2 separate regions of the Homo sapiens genome follow, and region 2 is linked to region 1. The links are chromatin loops, found by intact Hi-C in ENCODE. Cell type or tissue: GM12878. All regions are shown on one strand. Region 1 has its middle 130 kb from the start of RUNX2-AS1. Region 2 overlaps RUNX2 (RUNX family transcription factor 2).

Region 1 (2,500 bases):
TTTTTGTAAAGCAGTGGAAACCCTCTTTCAAACAAAATCTCTGAGGGCCCCTATGTAGACGATACTAGCGCATTCTTAAGTAGTATTTACTGTATGCCAGATGTTTTAACTCATTTAGTCCAACAATTCTACAAGGTAGATACAGTGTGCTGTTACTGTTCATACTTTACAGATGGCAAAATTAAGGCACAGAGAAGTTAAATGATATGCCCAACATCACACAGCTGTAGGTGCTAGAGCTGGGTTTCCATCCTGCCTGGTCTGGCTCCAGAGCCCACCCTTTCATAGATCACACTGTGTGACCCCAGTATAGAGTGTTTTTAAGGAGGCGTATAAAATCAGAACAGCTCTGGCTGGAGCTCTGATAGAGGGCGGAGGGTTCCAAGCTTTCTATAGTGACCCTCAGGTACATCCAAGGAAGATGAGGACTTCAGGAAACCAGTGGATTAAGACTTTATCTACCTAAGATCACTTTAAGATCACATTTACTTCTTGAGGAGTAACAAATTAGTGCATTAGTAGGAATCTATTTCCAATTACCAGGGTCTTTAGAGAATGAAACTTAGGTAAGTGGTGACTGGGAGTCCCTGGCTACAGGGCAGGGATATGGAGAGCACACGGGTAGAGGGAGTGCTGGACTCGAGTCTGGACAGTAGGAGGGGAGGGGGCTGAGAGAGGCAGTGCCTCCAGGACAACCAAGCCTCTACTTGACAGGCAAGCTGGAGGTCAGGCTAACAGCAGTGCTTGTGACCAGTATTTGAAAGGGCCTCCGGGCAAGCCACTCTCTGGGTGCTGAACACTAAACAGCAGGTTGGTCCCTGGCAGAGGCATAGCGTGACCAGAGCCGTGGGGGTGGGTGAGGAGAACAGTCTGACGTGAGAGTGTCAGGGCTCCCCCCATGAGGTGACACTCAAAGTTTCAGTTTTTATCTTGATAAAAAGTTTGCAATTTTCACAATTGCAGAACAAATAGAACCATGACTCATATTTCACAATTTGCCTGGCAAATTCACTATGTGATCATGTTTCTGACAACTGCATGTTTTCCAGGGGTGAGGGGACATCAGGATAGAACATTTGGCCCGAGGGGCATGTTATAATGGGGGACAGTGGGACACACATTGCCCCCACTTCATGTCTTAGGTTCAATACCAGAAGCCAGTGATTCATGCTGTGCACAGGTCTCAGTGGACCTGGGAGTACATCACAAATTCTGAGGTATCCATGTGTATATTTTACTGTCTGATTTTTAATCATCTCTGAGCCACATTTTCATCCTCTGGAACTTCACGGGATAAATTACTTGAGGTTCATCATTTAAAAATTTTTTTTGAAATTTGAATAGCATAAGTTTGAGTAGCAACTTTCAAGATAATGTAATTTAAGAGATGATGATACACGTGATGAAATGTGACACTTTAAAGGAACAATTAAAACACCCATTGAAACTGAAAAACCAGAGTTTCGCCCTCCGGTTTCTAACTAAGGAATTGAGTCAGAAGTTCTGTAGTCTTCTGTGGAAGAAATAGACATGAGGGCCAACTCTGTGTCACCCGTAGATAACACCTAGTACCACGTCAGCAGCATGAGATAATGAATTATTATTTGTCAAATGAATGATAAGTACATAGACGCAAATACATAAGCATACAGTCCACACCAGCTGAAATACAGGGCCCAGTCTTATTCTTAGGAATCATTTCCCTATTCAACATGCTAATAATATTTGTTCCTTTTTTTTTTTTTGAAACGGAGTTTCGCTCTTGTCGCCCAGGCTGGAGTGCAATGGCACGATCTCGGCTCACTGCAACCTCCGCCTCCCGGGTTCAAGCGATTCTCCTGTCTCAGCCTCCTGAGTAGCTGAGATTACAGGCTTGCGCCACCATGCCCAGCTAATTTTTTTGTATTACTAGTAGAGATGGGTTTCACCATGTTGGCCAGGCTAGTCTGAAACTCCTGACCTCAGGTGATCCATCCGCCTCGGCCTCCCAAAGTGCTGGCATTATAGGCATGGGCCACTGCGCCCGCCCATTTGTTCCTTTTTAAATAAGCGTTGATTAATCTTGGAAACAAGGTTTATATAGACAGCAGAAACTTATCTTGCAATGGTTATATCTCACATTCGTTGAGCACCTTTTACTCAGATCCCTTGAAATGGTCCAATTTTTGATTCTCAGAGCACTAGTGGGCTGTTAAGCCCCAAGGTAACTGTGATATTTTCCCATATCTCCCAAACCACCCAGTGTGGCAAGTGTAATTTTGTTCATTTTAGGAGATGAAGAATTGAGAGACATCCAAGCCACAAAACAGGAAGGGACAGAATTGAGATCCTAGGCCAGGTTAAGCCCAATGCCCGTGGTCTTTATATCAAGGGCTAACAGCCTTAGTGAAGATGGGGGTGTCTGCCTGCCCCTTCTGCAATGTCAGTACCGTGAAGGCTCATTGAACCTCAGTTTTCATCATGTAGAAATTTGACCCCTTCAGTGCTGCAAGGGCCTCCC
Region 2 (2,500 bases), 160 kb after region 1:
CTAAAACCAAAGCTGTGGTACCTGTTCTGGAACTCTGATATGGGTTAAAATTTGTGAGACAACTGAAATGGATAAAAATGTGGCTGCATTGAAAAGACTGCAAATTCCAGCAATGTTTGTGCTACAAAGAGAACCACGCTATTTTAATTCCCAGGAACTAGTACATGGTTCCACAGTAGTAGTAAGACTTTGCTTTGGTCTTGAAATCACAAATCAAACACATGACCCAGTGCAAATTAAGGGTTCAGTGAAAAAAAAAAAAAAAGAAAGAAAGAAAAACAAAATTTTAATCCCTAGACCAAAAAAGGGCAGAATTTGTTCTAAGAAATGTGAATTACCCCCATTGGGGTGGTTGGAGTGAGGGTGGAGGGAAGAAGTGCTTGAATTTTTCCCAAGGAAAAAAAGCTTCTAAAGTGTTTCTGGGTTGCTGCCTGCAGCCACTATAGTAACATTTCAACACAAAAGCATCCCTAAAGTCACTCGGTATGTGTACTGTAAACTTAAAAAAGCCCTTTTAACATTAAAAAATAATGTACAAATATAGTACCTTTTTAATTAAATAGGATGCAGCTGGCACTGGCGGTAGCATTTTTATGTCAATTAATTAAAATTGAAATGTGTAACCAGACACTGGCTTTTTTAAGTGCTGCTGAAACAAACACACATATTTTACACTTACAAATAAATGGACAGTGGTGTGCTTCAAGCTACCACACACAAACAATAAATAGTATCAATTACTACTTCCTTCTTACTTAAGTAATAGAAAAGTGGCTTATTTATCTAAGCATACTTGGTATACGGCCTTTAGAAGGCAAAGTGTTTTGCTTTCCCATCCATTTTTATTAGAAGGAGTCAGGATGAATTCCAAGGGAGACTCCCAGGCAGGAAGCACAGGTCCAGCTGCCCCACACGCTGTCCTGCAATGCTGGGTGGCCTACAAAGGTGGGTTTGAGAAGGACCAGAGAACAAGGGGGCCGTTAGGGTTTGAAGGCAAATCTCTGCTAAATTCTGCTTGGGTGGGTGGAGGATTCCAATGAAGGGACCCTGACTTTTCGGGGAGGAGAGCAGGGATTGGCCTGGTGGTGTCATTAGATGATCCTTGTTTGGATTAAGGATTTGCACTTGGAAATCTGCCATGTGACTGCCAGGAGTGGTCAAAGTGCATGCCACAGAAGGACTCTAGCTCAAATTCATACACACTAGTAGACACCAAACTCCACAGCCCCTTGCCCTCCTTGGCCCTCCATTGTAAGAAATACAAATGTCAAAGGCTGTCTGTAGGTCCCCGTGGGCCATATGTCCTCTCAGCTCAGCTACCTGCTGGAACCTGCTGCCTTTTCAGAGGACCTACTCCCAAAGGACAGTGATGTCATTCTGCTCCTCTAAATGCAAATTCTGTGGAAAGCTGCCAGTGGGGCCTTGGGTAAGGCAGATTGGGGTTCCCCTGTTGTGTTGTTTGGTAAGGCTGGTTGGTTAAGAATCTCTGGTGCAATTTTGCTCTCCTGTACTAGGTGTCTCATAATTGAACCCTCTATCCACATGTGCGGCTTTTAGCTGACTATGTCTTTGCTATGAAGCCTGGCGATTTAGAGTTTTGCTTAACTATGAAACCACAGAACATTTTTCTGTAGTTCAATGATTTACTTGTGCTTGTCTTTTTAATATGACAAGAGTCATAATTACCCCAAAGAAATTAGAAAACCACATCACTCCAGCATTTCATGCTGATAAAGGGCTAAAGGTTGTTTTTTAAATCCCTAATTACCGCTTTAGAAGGCAAAGCTGTGTTAGAGGCATTCAAAGATCTGAAAGAACTAAACATAACATTTCCTTCATACATCACAAAAACAATCTATATCTAAAATATTTGGAGATGGAAGTATTTTTTAAAATCACATTGTGCCTGGATGAACTGAAATTGCTTAGCAATATTTCAGATATGGCTCTAGACCACTGAAGAAATTTGTTATTTAATAAAGAGCACTTTTAGAGACCGAAGTCAACATATCAATACACTAAGAAATGTTTCAAGGGTCCAAATGTCATTAAATAATTATAAATATATCTTTAAAGTTATATGACCATTCACGTTAGCAAGTTACCTCAGATTTTACACATATTCATAATTTAAAAAAAAAGAAAACAACACATAGCCAAACGCAATCACTATCTATACCATTATGGCTATAATAATGTATTGCCATTTTCAGTTTTGCATAAAAGGAGAAGGCAGGTTTTAGGGATGGGATTTCTTTTTGGTTCAGTGGGAAAAGGGGAGAAGGAGTGTTAAAAAGTAAAATAAAATAATCTATCCTGATCAGTTATTTTTGAAGTCACTTTCTTGGAGCAGGAAAAAAAAAAAAAAAAACGAACCCAACAGTTCAGATGAGGACCTGCAGCATGTCTGAAAGCAGAAATTGGAAGAGTTATTCTGAATGATGGTACTGTGATGGAAGCATCCATTCTACCTCATGTCCCTTTAGTGCACCTCAACTGG

What was found. Peaks named below come from ENCODE experiments on the same cell type or tissue, not always from the same donor. Only the 100,000 strongest peaks of a DNase experiment are listed, where the experiment ranks them.
Region 2: it touches region 1 in a loop (10-fold over the local background); 4 of 110 quality-filtered maps call a loop at or near these places.

The regions. Positions count from the first base shown.
Region 1 is chr6:45,709,023-45,711,522 of GRCh38, reverse strand. No RefSeq gene overlaps it. Among named protein-coding and RNA genes, the nearest start is that of RUNX2-AS1, 130 kb to the right of the region's middle. In GM12878, no CTCF peak of the experiment used is centred here; DNase peaks (open chromatin) are centred at 902 and 1,482; H3K4me3 peaks cover 390 bases; H3K27ac peaks cover 873 bases.
Region 2 is chr6:45,547,768-45,550,267 of GRCh38, reverse strand. RUNX2 (RUNX family transcription factor 2) reads right to left here. Exons shown (of 9, transcript NM_001024630.4): 9 at 1-2,500. Among named protein-coding and RNA genes, the nearest start is that of RUNX2-AS1, 28 kb to the left of the region's middle. In GM12878, a CTCF peak has its summit at 1,519; a DNase peak (open chromatin) is centred at 1,427.